2 separate regions of the Homo sapiens genome follow, and region 2 is linked to region 1. A link is an interaction called in ENCODE POLR2A ChIA-PET data of the cell type or tissue named here. Cell type or tissue: PC-9. All regions are shown on one strand. Each heading gives the region's core, and the rest is flanking DNA. Links, peaks and the distances in the headings are about the cores only.

Evidence for each region. Peaks named below come from ENCODE experiments on the same cell type or tissue, not always from the same donor. Only the 100,000 strongest peaks of a DNase experiment are listed, where the experiment ranks them.
Region 2: POLR2A ChIA-PET joins it to region 1 with 23 read pairs; 2 of 35 experiments call an interaction of 5 or more read pairs at or near these places.

The regions. Positions count from the first base shown.
Region 1 is chr6:55,702,678-55,710,313 of GRCh38, reverse strand. No RefSeq gene overlaps it. Among named protein-coding and RNA genes, the nearest start is that of HMGCLL1, 130 kb to the right of the region's middle. In PC-9, for the core only: no CTCF peak of the experiment used is centred there; no DNase peak of the experiment used is centred there.
Region 2 is chr6:55,755,015-55,762,650 of GRCh38, reverse strand. BMP5 (bone morphogenetic protein 5) reads left to right here. Exons shown (of 7, transcript NM_021073.4): 5 at 2,118-2,194; 6 at 3,536-3,646; 7 at 6,969-7,636. The coding sequence ends at 7,118. Among named protein-coding and RNA genes, the nearest start is that of BMP5, 120 kb to the left of the region's middle. In PC-9, for the core only: no CTCF peak of the experiment used is centred there; a DNase peak (open chromatin) is centred at 3,930; H3K27ac peaks cover 1,929 bases.

The DNA.
Region 1 (7,636 bases), core at 1,430-6,429:
ATGGATAGCCCACTATTATCTTCACACTCTATATAATAAAATTTATTTCAAACTTTCTGGACCAATGTTTACCTACACACATGAAAAAGATGTACAGTTAAGTTTTAGGGCATCTAAAAGATACTATCTCATTTTTTAATTAAAAAGGAAGGAATCTACCCACTTAAGGATATCCTGAAGCCTGTGTGCACACAGGAGTTTAAGTTGAATACTTCTTAAAGAAAGGCACTTGTACCTGGGATAAAGCATAAAGGCACAGTTCAAAATAAGCAATAGCAAAGCATCCTTAGAATGGGCCGTTATAAAAACTAATGTTTCATACCTTGGCATCAATTTAAAGCTAATTTCAAAGGATACTAGAACCATCCTTAAGAAATCTTACCAATTAGCATATAAGTGAACTGACCATCATATGATGATTGTGTGTGTTTGTGTAATTAAGAAGTGAGCTTGACAAGGATCTACAAGATTCTAGACAATAAAAGTACACTTGTGTGTCTTTGTATCTCTGACTTCCTGTTTCATCTTAACTGAACTTAACAGTGCATGTGTTTCCACATATTCCTCACCCTCTAGTAGAAGTCCATAAACCCTGGGAGCTCTTTCTCACTTGTTTCCCCCATTTGGACATCTCTCCACTTTCTTGGCCTGCCTTTACCTCATTCCTTTAACTGGCTTCATTAAAATACTTCTTGCTTACTTAATGGGTAGAAGACAAGGATCCTACCCTTAAGAAACACAGGACTTTCAAAATAAGAAGCATGAGTTTGGCTCTGTCATTGCTGTTGAACAGAACTGTAGTATATGAGGTTCTACATTAGGGCAACACTGTAGGAATATGGAACGGTCCAGTGGAATGAGTCATGAATGTAGACCTATATCTAAATTTCAGAAAGGTCTTGCCACAAGTACTTTAACCATGACAATTTTTAAAGGAATTAATGTATGTTTCTTCTCTCTAAAAAGAAGATGGGCAATTCACAACTGTGATTTTTTCCAACTCCTTTGAACATAGTAGTGAATGACCTTTTCAATGCTTTGCGTTTTGTGGTAAAACTTCATAAATTCTATAAAAAACACAGTAAACAGACCTTTAAAATAACTTGGAAAAAGTTTAGAGAAAAATTCCTTTCTATTACTATGTTTATAACATGAAAAACCTTGTCTTTTCTGTGAACTTTTTACTACCATATTACTCAGGTAACCATTTCAAAGCTTTAAAGCTATAATACACACTTATTTAGAATTTCTCAAAGAGATTCCAAAAAAAGTATGTTTTCCAGCCAATTTAAATGATAGGTCCAAAATTGTGTTTAATTTAGAAATATTTGTATTTTGAGGGAGAGAAAAAATGTTTTCAACTATGTTTATGTTGAATGCCAGCTCCTCATATATCACCAACTGTGGATAAGACAAAGTTAAGTTTATTGCTCACTGTAGTGTGGGAGAACACCACTTGAACAGAGCTTTGGGAATGTCTCAGACTAGGAAGCGCAAGATTGAATTTTATTGAGATTCTGAAACTTGGTTAAAGAAAGCAATGGAGGGAATGGGGCAGGAAGAAGGGGTTGTAGGAGGAAGCTTGATTAGCTTTGGGAAATTCTTATGACATAAGAGGCTATAATTGGTACAAGCAGCAATGCCAAGATTTTTAGGCAAGGGGTTCAAAGAATCTTGTTAGGTTAACTGTCTGTTTATGTCTTCTATTGAAAAGTTGATAAGTCTTTTCAAAAGTTCCTGTAGTAAACAAGAAAGACAATTCCATAAAGACCACTGAAGCCAGGTTAATGTAGACATTAAGATATACAGGAATAGGTTTCTTTTTTCATTTGTCAAATAACATAATTAAAAACATACTTAAAGATTACTGGTCAGGCGTGGTGGCTCATGCCTGTAATCCCAGCACTTTGGGAGGCCAAGACGGGCAGATCATGAGATCAGGAGTTCGAGACCAGCCTGACCAACATGGTGAAACCCCCTTTCTACTAAAAATACAAAAAATTAGCTGGGCTTGGTGGTGAGTGCCTGTAATCCCAGGTACTCAGGAGGCTGAGGCAGGAGAATCACTTGAACCTTGGAGGTAGAGGTTGCAGTGAGCTGAGATTGCACCATTGCACTCCAGCCAAGGCGACAGGGAGAGACTTTGTCTCAAAAAAAAAAAAAAAAAAAAAAAAACTTAGAGATTACTATAAATGTTTCCTCCAAATAAGTGAAATTTTTATTGGAACTTTATATATGCCCATAGAGAACACATATTTACCAAATTAGTTTGGTAAATAAAATAATCATTATACATGAATATTTGTGGTTACAGACTTGCTAGAGTCATAAAAGAAAAATATAGCACTTATTTTCTTATCTTTTTAAAATATATTTAAAAGCTAAAAAGCCTTCTTATTCAGGAACACATTGAAAATATTTGAAATAATAAAAACAAAGTAACACTGTTAAATTGAATTTTATTTACTTATGTAGAAATAAATTGCTCAGAAATGTGTTATGAACACACTTAAAAAATATTTAGTTTAAAAAACAAGAGATTATTTAATAGATCGAAAAGCTTAGTAATTCACCAGGAATAAAATATTGTTTAAATGAATAGAAAATATTAGGTCACTATTAAAAGACTTTTGAATTTATTGGGGCTAACCAAGGTCAAGTGCTGTAATAAAAAAAGACTGAGAATTTTGAAAGTAGTGTTTATGATTACTTCTAAAATAAATGGTCTTTGAGATTCATATTTTCTCAGTAAGAATGCCTACTGTCTTCTAATATAATTTCACAAGGTTACTTAGGTTTATGAATACTACAAGAAATAACTTAAAAGTTAGAAGTTTAGGATAAAGTATTAAAATCAGGATGGAATTGCAGAGAAAGGAATATAACAAGAGCAAGAGAGACAGATAATAGATAAGTTGAACAAGAAAATAATTTAAATGTTCTAGCTTTAGAAAGAGGCTTTCATAAAGAATAAGTGCCATCTACCCAAAGACAGCATTTTTTAATGAAAATATTTCTGGGTTAAATGATCAATCCTAAGCATTCTTAAATCATTAGCTTCACTATTATAAAGACAGTTTTCCCCACCACTATACAGAGGCTGAAAGAGCCTAATGTGGAAGCTGATCAAGTAGTATGAAATACTTGAAATGTATCTAACATAATTTATATCTTTTTGTTAAGCATTGCCCTCTTCAGAAACTGCCCTTTAAAACATAAAAAATCTCAAAAGAGCCCTTGGTAAGAATGGGATCATAGAACAGAAGGGATTCTGAAGCTGTGAAGTGCTATGAAAAGGACCTTAAGGGTTACGAGAAGACATTTCATTTGCCTTGAAGTTTTGCCTAGGATCTCTCCTGCTTGTAGGCATGAGGTGTCAGGACTTATGTGAGTCCAGTTGGATGTTACACGTTATAAGTTTTATGCCTACTGAGCAGGAGAAGGTCATCTATCCATGTATATCTTGGGTTTAAAAAACAAAAGCCAATGTCTACTAAAATATTACTGATTTATTGTTTCTAAATTGAAAATATGAAATTAAACAGTTCAGAATTCATTTTTGGATTAGAAAAACTATGGACATCTCCAGGCTAAAGAACGTTTTAGTACTTTTAGGAAGTAACACATTTTTATAATGGATATGTTCAGAGCTTCATAGCTTTTAACTTGTGTAATAACAAACAGTTGTGATGGTTTGCTACTAATTCAATAGTTGAAATGGAAAACAGAAGAAAAATAGCTCAAATTCCGAAGTTTGGGTGTTTTAGTTTGTAAAATGGCCTAACAACATGTAGGTATGAAACCAGTGTTCTCATTATGACTTATGTGGAAATGAAGGTTTTCAAGGAACCAATTTTACTCATTATCAAGAGCACAGTTTTACAGTGATTTTCATCAACCATCTAATCATTTTGTTCCTTTCACTACCTGAGATTTACATATAGCAGATATAATTGTAGTACTTTGTTTTCTAGCAGTTTTATGCTTAGACCTTTTAACATAATAGCACTTCTTTTTCTTTTGAAATCAGTGAGATCTCTCTACTGTGTCTTGCAAGACAAAGATGATGTGTTATGTGGACTTAACTCCTTTGTGCTGTTTCAGTTCTTTGCAAAGCTTCCTCTTTGCCACAAAATCAGCTTAAAATACTTTCAGTGCTGCTTTATGCATATGTGATTCAAGAAATAAAGAAATAGAGATTGAATCCTTTTTATTTTACACATTTGAAGATTCAAGGATAAGCATATTTTTAGCTTTTTTTTTTACATTCTTAGTCTTAACGCTTTAGGAAATGAAAAAGAAACTTGCTTTGGCATTCTGCATGGTGTAATTTGGATCCTTGGTTTTCTGGCTTCAGTTTGCATGCTAAGGATTTGGTATAGTGAGGGAGGCTGAGACCATTATAAATAGACTCCTGGATTCTGTAATACTGGGAGCATTCTGTTCATAATGCAAGAAAGCTTAAAAACATTGCTTTCATTATAATTGGAGCTGCTATAACAATCCTGCAGACATACTGTTTATGTCTGGATTTATTTTACCCAATATTTCTTTGTAAAAGCCTTACATTTTTATTTTGTAGATGGCTGAAAAAATTGGTTAGATGAAGTCAAGATGCACTGATGCCAGAAAATTGTGTAAGTAATGAAATATGATGACTTAAAAAGTAGTTTTTTTTCCGACATCATCCAGGCTTACCACTTACACTATTCACAACCATTGGATACTTGCCATTTTCCTTTTTGCAGTAGGAAGAACTGGCCCACAAGTTTCCTCTTTATGTTTTTATGTGGGTAGAAAAGGAAACCCTCTGGAAATGTTGCTTCAGCAAAGGTTACTGTAACTTATATGCAATAGATCTCAATACTCGTAGATAGAAGAGCTTACTTTGTTTTGTGGCTTGATTTATTTTAACTGAATTGAGCAGATAATCGAATAGCACATGGACAGACTCAGTAAGAAGTTCAGTCACTCCTTATGTGTTTCTTAAATATAATACTTCAACATAATACTTTCCCATTATTGCTGACTTAATATTCTACACTGCTCAGTATCTACATATGTTCTAAAACCAATTCTCTGACAACTAGATGCCTTTTAATTCAATTTAATTCTGACACTAACTACCTAGAGTTAGCACAGGCCTTACAAGTTTGTACAAACAGTTGTGAAGACAAGACTACACTCACTTCGGATATCAACTGCAAATCTCAGGGCCACAGGCGCACCTGACTGACCAGTTATAAAATCAAGAGTTCTCACCACTCCTTTCAGATTTGATAATTTGCTAGAATGACTCAGAATTCACCAAAATCACTGTATTTACAATTACTGTTTTGTTATGAATGATACATATCAGGAACAGTCAAATGGAAGAGGCATATAGGCAAGGTCTGAGATTGGGGTGGGGTAGGGGCACAGAGCTTCCATGCGCTTCTGTAGAATCTGGCCTATTGCCCTCCTAGCAAATCAATGTGCTCACCAACCCAAAAGCTGCACTGAATCTCAGGTTCAGAGTTTTTATTGGGGTTTCATTATATAGACATAATTTATTAAATCATTGGCCATGTGATTGAGCTCAAATTCTAGTACCCCTGGTTCTTGCCAGAGACTGAGCTGTTCCCAAGTTTCAGTCCTCTAGTCACAATCATATGGTGGGTGTTTTCAGTGACCAACTCCCATTCAGAATCTGCGTAAGGTCCCATAATGAGTCACCTAATTAACCTAACAAATACTCTGACTCAGAAAATTTCCACTCAGGAAATTCCAAGTTTTTTGAAGCTCTAAGACAGAAATGGATAACAAGGAGTAGAAATCTTTTATTATATCACACATATATAAATTTAACTGGAGTTATTTAATTGATAATCTTTAAGATAATGGAGACCAATTTTTTCTCAAGTGCTAATTTTTTTTTTTTACAGAGAATAATAGTGTTATAGTCTGTTAGAGGTATTGTGGTTTGAATTATGATAATAGAAGATTTGAATATAAACTTGATAACCAAAAATACAATGTTTTAATGTCATAAAAGTTTTTGAAGAATGGTTGTTACTAAAGTATGTTTATTATGTTTAACATAACTTTTCATTTCTTATGAAGAAGCTAAATACATATGGATTAATGAAAAATAATAACTTCCTCTTTTCATGTTATTACTCTCCAGTTTTCAGATTTTTATTCTATTGTATGACAGATACTGGGTATAAGTATTTACAGAATAAAATTTGGAATAAGCAAAAAAGAATACTGGGTGTCTCCAATGAAAAACTGCATTACTTACAATCTCCTCCCCTGGCTTATCTGATTCTAATTCTGCGGGGCTCTGTGCCCTTCACTCTCTTGGAGTTATTTTACAACTCCTTAAATTGCACTTACTAGTGACCCAAAATAATTTTTCTCTATAGACATGCAAATAAATTCTGTCAAGTAGAGACTTCCCTGCTCCACTATGTAATAAGTCAGTTTCGTGTCTATTTGCAAATTCGTTTTAATATTCCTTATCCATAAATGTGTCTGTTCTTTGACTTCTCCTTTGAGCAGTTTAACGCTTGCTCACTTATTTCATTAATAATGAATTACGTAAGATATCTTACAGATGCTAATTTTTTATCTGTATGAGAGTAATGATTTTACCTTTTTTGGGAAAGTCATCCTTAAACAAAAATTATTAAGAGATTGATTACAGGATCTGAAAGAAAGAGGGGAGAAAAGAAAATAAATAACTGTTGTTAGTTTAGTTAGCTTCAAATGGACCAGCTAGTCAAACCTCTTCAGAAAATCTGTGTTTAGCCATATAATAAATACTTTGTATTAGTTCAGTCATTCATCAATTAATGCTTTATAAATGTTATTTATAATAATTATTTGCCTAATTAACTAAATGTTTAAGTGTTTATAGATTTAACATAAGATGTAGGTAAGAAATACATTTGTATTGAAGAGTGCCTTACAGAAACAAAAATACTTTATATGACTATCCTGTTAAATACCAGCCAAAACATATTTTTAGGGAATTTTTTGAAAATAATCTGTGTACTGATAATTCTAAAATTTATATCTGTAGCTCACTTTTCAAACCCTAATTTCAGAACCCAAGGTTTCTAGCCTAAGCACCTAGAGAATGAAACTGGAATAACTAAGATAAATAAGGCTGCAGATAGAGAAGGACTAGGGATGAACATCAGGATTTTGGTTAGGCAGAGTGATTTTGACATGTTTAGTATACATCTAGGTGGAGAGTTTATTCAGATAATCAGATATATGAGGTTATAGCTCAATAGAAAAGTCTCTGTAAAAAGATATCTTGGGAACTGCTATCATTTACATGATATCTAAAGCCAGGAGACTGGATGAGACCATGCAGGGAGTCAGTGTAGTTGGAGATGAGAAAACAAAAAATGAACTCTTGGATTCTGTACATTAAGAGTCTGGGGACATGAGGCAAAACTAGCAAAGAAAACTGAGAAGGAAAAGCCAGTAAGTTAGGAGATAAAGGGAGAGATTATGCTATCCTGGAAGCCAAGTGAGAAAGTGTATCAAGGCCAAAGTGCTGATGGTCTGTGAAGATGAAATAGAATGGACAACCGAATTTACCTAGGTGGAGATCATTATTGTCCTTAATAGGAAAATGAGT
Region 2 (7,636 bases), core at 1,023-6,022, 53 kb before region 1:
ACCATTTCATGTTTAGTGTTAAAGTGTTATTTATCCATTGCCTGAACAAAGTTAGCTGCAAGGGAGATATTTCCCTGAAGAAGAACCAGAATGTAGAGTCTGAAATAAATCCTCTCTCCCCCATTTCCCATTATCTACTTATTTAATCTGTTTTAATGAAGTTAATTGCATAGTAGGAATAAATAACCTAGAAGAAAAATACCTTGATTTCAAAATTTAATCATTAGCTTGTTTTTTAGATTAACATTAAACAAATAATTACTTGAAGTAACCATGAGAAGCAAGGCCCTCTATGATGGGCTCCTTTGATCTCTAACTTGCCTACACTTTCATTAGAGGTTGAGAGTAATTAAACAGGAAGGTGACACTTTAACAAAAACTGTAAAACAAATTATTTTTTAATTTTATTTCTTTAATATTTTATTTTAGAAATAATCAAAGTGGACTAGTTTTTCGAATGTTATTTGTACAAAATGTGAGCAAACCCAACACAAGACAAGAATGAAAAATGTTCCATAAATCTCTGTGTTTCTTCAGTATTTTACTTTATTCCAGATGCAAGATTGAAATTCTACATTTATATTTAATAATTTAAAACAATTATAAAAAGTTATGGGTATTTCAGATTACATTCCAAAATATGTAATGATAGTATTTCACTTGCCTCAAATCACTTATGGAACACTATGAGAAATTTGTCCATTAACTCCTCAGATACTTTTTTGAATGTTTATTTTATGCCAGGCACTGTTCCTGGCACTAGGGATACATCAGTGAGCAAAACAGAGCCAAACGAGATTCTTGCCCCTATGACGCTTATATTTTAGTGGGAGGAAACAGACAAGAAGCCACACATAAATAAATGAGGAAATGACATAGCATTTCTAAAAGTGATAATTGAGATGGAAAAAAATCAGAACAGAGTGAGAGAAATCAGGTGTATCAGGGTGAGAGTTGCAATATTAAAAGGGTAGTGAAGGTCTTGTTGAGATGTTGCTTAAGCAAGGACATGAAGATGCAGGAATTAGCCATGTAGCTATCCAGGGAGAGGGACTAGTGAGAGAAAAGGCTCTAAAGTGGGAGCAAGGTTGACTGTGAGTGAAACAGCAAGGAGGTATGGTGGCTGGAGCAAGGTGAAGGAGAAGAAGTGAGAGTCAGAGGGGTAATAGGATCAAATGAGTCAGAGGGGTAATAAGACCAAAATGTAAAGAGCCTTGTAACCACTCTGAGAATATTTCACTCTTAATGATATGAAGACCATAGAGGGACTGGCAGGGAAGTGATGTAATTAAGTTTACTTGTTAAAAGGTCCACTTGACTAGTTTGCTATAGAGGAGCAAGGGCAGAAGCAGGGAGACTAGCAATGAGGATATTGCAGTAATTCATGCCAGAGATGATGGTGTCTTGGACCAAGACCAATTATGAAGGGCGTGAGAGCAGGTGCATTTTGGACTTATTGAAGATAGTGTGTGAGATTTCCTGACAGATTGGATGTGTAAATGAAAGAAAAAAAAAGAACTATTTTGATTCTTGTTGTTTTGTTTTGGTTTTTATTTTTTAACCCAGGCAACTACCATTAGTCAAGAATGAAGTCTACAGGTGGACAGGATTTTGGGGGATGATTAGAAGCTCAACTTGTGGTATCCTGAGGTTAAGATATTTATTAAAATAAAATCAGCTAAGTAAGATCCCAGTATCTGCCTCATGGAAGATGTTACAAGTTATTGCACAAATATTATATATATATAATCTCTCTCAATATATTAAGTACCCCTAGAGTATGAATGAATTAATGAATAAGTATTCATTGAGCAGATGGTACTCAATGAACGACAGACACCATGCTGTGCCCTGTCAAGTAGATGGCTTAACAGAATCCATGTTAGAGCTTCATCAGGTAAATGGTATTGTCTACATCTCACAGAAGAAGAAACTCAGGACAAGTAACTTGACTGAAGTTCACATGGTTAGTAAGTAGTTCTAACTTTAAGATTGAAACTCATTTTTCCACAACTTCAAATAAAACCCCTTTAAAAAATCTTACCAGTGATCTCACAAAAGAAGTATTAGTATATCTGTAAGCAACCATTTATTCAAAATGTGGTTTTTATCTTCAGATTATAACACAAGTGAGCAAAAACAAGCCTGTAAGAAGCACGAACTCTATGTGAGCTTCCGGGATCTGGGATGGCAGGTAGGAATTTTCAGTCAACTTTGGTGCTTCTTTTCTGAATTATCATAAATCCTTAATAAGTCATAGTCTTTGGCAGTAATTTTCCAATATAATACCCAATGATTTTTGACATGACCATTTAGAATATGGCTTATTCACTTTATTTTCATTTCTCAATTAACCTTTTACCATTGAAACATGATTAGTAGGTATCACAGTCAAACAAAAAAACTACGCTGAATGAGACATAGAACACTAAGATATTTAGGAAGAAAAAAAAGAGTGCCGTTGTTTAAGTATTCCAAACTTTTAATTTTATTGTAAATAGAAGATTTGTTCATATTAGTATAAGTAACTCCACTAAGCCTCTGAGGGTCTCCAACTATTGGAATGTCCCTGTCATGGGGAAGATGACAGACATTTTTTTTTCTTGCACTTAAAAATGTATTGCTATCTTTTGGGTAGCCTTTAGAAACAGGATGAGGAGGAAAATTTCACCAAAGTAATTTTTTAATGGCTCTATGTGGTGACAGTTTAAAATGAAATTTTAAGACTTCTCCTAATATTCTATTAGAATGGATTCTCATATATGAGTTCCTGTATTGAGAAATACTATTAAAATGTAAATATATTCAAAATTCATGATAAACTTTCCACATGAATAACTCAATAATTCCTACATTTGTGCCAAGTTTTATTTCTCTGTGGGAAAAATATCAAGGCAACCATTCATGTACCAATTCTTTAGCTTCCCGAAATTTATCATGTTCAGTTTTTAGGAATTTGCTCCAATTTATTTTTTCTAAAGAGACCATAAAGTTAATGCATGAATGGAAAGAAAAACAGCATGCAGAAAAAATATTAAGGCTTTAGGATGTTGTCAGACTTATAAAACTAAGAATGAGTTCTTAAGAAGTAATGAGAATGATCTCAATTAACTTGATTCTCCTTTTTCTTTCGGGTTCACTTGAACTTTCCAGAGTTCATCATTTCCTGTTTAAACAATATTTAGAATGCTATTTTCTTATAATAGTTTTATTCGTGAATACATGTTTAATACATACTATGAATATCTTACATAACTACCCCTTGGGAGTAATTAGAGAGGACAATTTCTTGTGAAAATATTTATACTTTTGTCCTAAACTTCAGCTTAAAATTAAAGGGTGTGGGGAAGATAATTCCATTAGAATAATTGTTGGACCAAGAATAGAAACCTATTCAGATACAATATATTTCAATAACTTTTAAGATTTTTTAAAAATTTTTACTTTGGTGATATTTTTTCTTGTTGTTTTTTTTTTTTTTTTTTTTTTTTTTTTTTTTTTTTTTTGTGTGTGTGTGTGTGTGTGTATGTGTCAGGACTGGATTATAGCACCAGAAGGATACGCTGCATTTTATTGTGATGGAGAATGTTCTTTTCCACTTAACGCCCATATGAATGCCACCAACCACGCTATAGTTCAGACTCTGGTAAGCTTTGTTTTTGAAGGATTAAGAAAAGCTTAGAATGCAAGCATATTATAAAGTTGTTTTAGAGGAAAGCATCTATTTACAATTTTAATGCATTATTTTATCTTCTCAAACTCATTTGTTTCTTTTTAGAGCTGAAGTAACAACTGTGGGTATAGTCAGGAAACTCGGGCTGGTTTAGAGTAATCCCAGTTACACAATGGAGAAGGATTCAGCTAGGAAAACTGGAGTAATAACATGAAATGGTCATCTTGAACTGTTTGTTCATTACACAGTATGACTAAGCACACAGGTTCCCTGGGGCTGTTTCTAACCTAGCAATTCATTAGTAATCATTGCAAAAACATTGAGTAATAGCTGTACTAAATTTCATCTGAGGGTTTTTAATTATTTAAGAATGTTCTATAACATACTTTGGTATTATAAAAGTTCTTCAATGTAGTATACAAATAGGAAGCTAATTTCTATTTCTTATTGTTCTCCTCCTCCTCCTGTAATCTTTAAAGTAGAAATTATACTTCCTTTTCTTTATTCCTCAATCTCAGAAACTTAGCAGTGATTAAATCTCTAATAATCTAGGCTTATTTTTATGAACAATGTACTGAAGGGTTGACGTGATTAACTGATTGCCTTGTACCTAATGAGCTCATGAAACCTATTGAGAGTCTGATGTACCTCATAGCATCTGGCCTATCGATTTGGCAGAGGAACAATCTCCCTAAGACTAAATGAGAGGCTCCTAGAAAACATACCAGACTATGTGACATAATTTTAAATCAATGTTTGGGCTAATATAAAAATTTTAACTTTTGTATTTAAGAAGAATGGGAGAGAACACATTATTTTAGAATCAAGGCTTGATGGGAGTGGAATTATTTGGTGGACGCCAGTAAGAGAAAAGTAGATAGTAGACAATCTTGTCTTTGTGGGTGAGGTTTATTTATGGAAAAAGAAAGAATTACTCTTAGAATTTGTGAAGATTCGACTCTCCATAAGTTTGCTATTTTCCCCCACAATTAATTTAAAACTTAAAGCTGAATTAAGGAATAAACAATGATATCTGTGAACTGGCAAAAGCAAATACTTGAATGACTTGATATTTACTGGCATCTTTATTGACTTAATAAAATACGACAGAATATCTAGACACCAAAAAGTGCAATCTATAACAACTAGAGCATGAACGTTATCAAAGACTGGAAATAACCTTGGGCTAGAGAGCAACAGAAAGATAAAGCAAATATACATTTTGATAATAAATTATTTATAAGTATTCTTCTTTTTATTGATTCATGACCAGTGAGAATGCCTACTTTAGTGCCATATACAAGGTAAAGAGTAAATTTCTGGGGGGATTTAAAGTCTGATATGACTTCACCTTTGCTATCTGTAAGTATAAGCTCTTCTTTATATGGAATAGTGTTTCCAGGAGTATGGAGTGTAGGTAGGCTTTGCAAGGATGGATGTTTTGCATTCAAACTTCTACCACTAAAAGAATTTTTAAGAAGCTAACTTTTCTCTTTGTATATGAGAATTCATGTTGACATGAAAGCATATCAGATAAAGAAGAATGCTGTTGTTTCATCCTATGAAGAGAACTTCATGATCACTGTCTTTCTGTAAGGTCATAGAATAACTCCTATCAGTTGAAGTAATGCTATTTAATTTCTCAGAAAATTCTTTGCCTCTTTTTATCATCATTTTGATGACTATGAAAGCAGACTTTTGCTTCCTTAGATATGGATCTAATGTATCAAAAATTCCCTCAGGCTAAGCAATGCCTACTTATTGAAAAATACCCTTTGTCAAATACTCCCCCTTCTCTCATTTTTTCTTTTTTAAAATAAATAAATACATATTTTCAGCTCTTATGGCTGTAGTAAAGTATCAAAAAACAAATATAAAAAAAATCTGACACAAACTTTGAACAAGAGTCTGCTCTGTATCTCTACCCTGGGATGTAGGACATAAGTCATTGCAAAACTGGAGCATACACGTGAAGTTTGATTTTTTTTCCCTGGTGTTGTGCACGCTTTATGTTTGTTCTGTGAAGGACATGAAACAAAAAGACGGAGGAAAGCATGTTTGTGACTAATATATTGAGAAACCATTCAAGAACAATCCATTTTTTTTCCGTTAGGCTGCCAAGGCCATTGAAACAGCAGGATTATCAATCATGTATGTGTGGGTTATGGAAGATAAAGCTGATGAAGGACATAAGCAGCATCAGAAATTTGTAGAAACTATCCAACTTTTAGTTTTGTGAGGCCTTAGGAAATTTCAAGTTCATGTCAGATCACCTCATTTTTCCTGCTGTTTCTGTCCACATGCAAGGCCCCTATATCATTTCAGCCAGGACGTTGTACAGCCAAAACTGTAAGAGGCTGTATTTGCTTTTTGTGGATCCCGTAAGACTCATCAGTGGGATTTCCCATAAACTCCTCTGGGGGAAGGGCCAGAATAGGTGGGTGGGAAATGGGGGAACTGTGTTCTGGCTCTTTTCTCAATTATTTCAAATCATAGGCAGACTGCCAGTCTGATCAAAATTATTATCAACCCTTTACTTAAGCATTTCACTTTTCATGTACAGACACCTTTTTAGGCTTTTGGGGAGGTGGATGTTCATTTGTAAAGTCTCTAGGCCCTTTGCTTCTGATTTAGCTTAGCCTGCTTTTTGGCACTTGTCTAGGGGGCAGGCAAGGGAGAAAAAAAGTAAATGGATATTAAACTCCAGCCAATGTGATAAAAAAATTCTATGAAGAGCTGAAATCATTGCTCTAAGGCAAGTATTGGATTATATGTGGATTTTATTTTATTATGATTTTTATGCTTCTTTTACCATGGAAAATTAAGAGTTGGCTTAAAATGTATGATTTATTGCTTAATTTTCCTTTTAAAAGATAATTCTTAGATCCAAATCTTTCTGCAACTATGTGTTTTCATTGATTTGCTCTTGTAACTTCCATATTCCTCATGATATATATAGGAACAGTTATTTCAACTAAAAGCAACAACGTGCTAGTTGCTGTGTTCTTTCCCTAGGAAAACTTCCACTGAATATTCTATAGAGGAAGTTTTCTTTATTTGGTGAGATATTTTTCAAGGTTCAAACACATAATTGAATTGGCTGGGTTGATTCCAGGTGTTAATGCTTAAGAATACATCCTTCAGTCCCCCACCCCAGTCATGGAATAAATGGGAGAAGGGAGATCAGCTTAATGGTGTGCCTGATTATGAGTGATAAAATAATCATACCATTTTAAAACTGCAAAAGAATGTATATTTTATTTCTTAATAAAACAAAACCTTTTTTCTTTCCCAGGTTCATCTGATGTTTCCTGACCACGTACCAAAGCCTTGTTGTGCTCCAACCAAATTAAATGCCATCTCTGTTCTGTACTTTGATGACAGCTCCAATGTCATTTTGAAAAAATATAGAAATATGGTAGTACGCTCATGTGGCTGCCACTAATATTAAATAATATTGATAATAACAAAAAGATCTGTATTAAGGTTTATGGCTGCAATAAAAAGCATACTTTCAGACAAACGGGGAATTTCCTAAAATTAGTCTGGCTCATTTTGACTCTTTTCCTATGTACAATATCATGTATATAGTCATTTTTATTTATTTAAACGTATATATTCTCTTCTGTGGAGGCTTTATCAATAAAATCTATTTCATAGGCCACTACATTATACAATAGATCATCTAGTATAATTTTCAATGGGTTATGCTGAGTCCATTCAATTCCATTTCAACATTTTTTTCTAATACAATTTTACATAATTTTCTGAGATTAGACAGAACTCCTTTGACTGTTTAATATTGTGGAAGGAAATTGAATAATTTAGTTATATTGTGCCAATGAAAACCATGATAGAATATTTATTTAGAAATAAGACTTAAAAAAATAACAACCCAAACAAAAATTCTTGGATAAACACAATTTCTCTTTTAGAGTTCCTGCTTCATTAGATAAAGTGAAA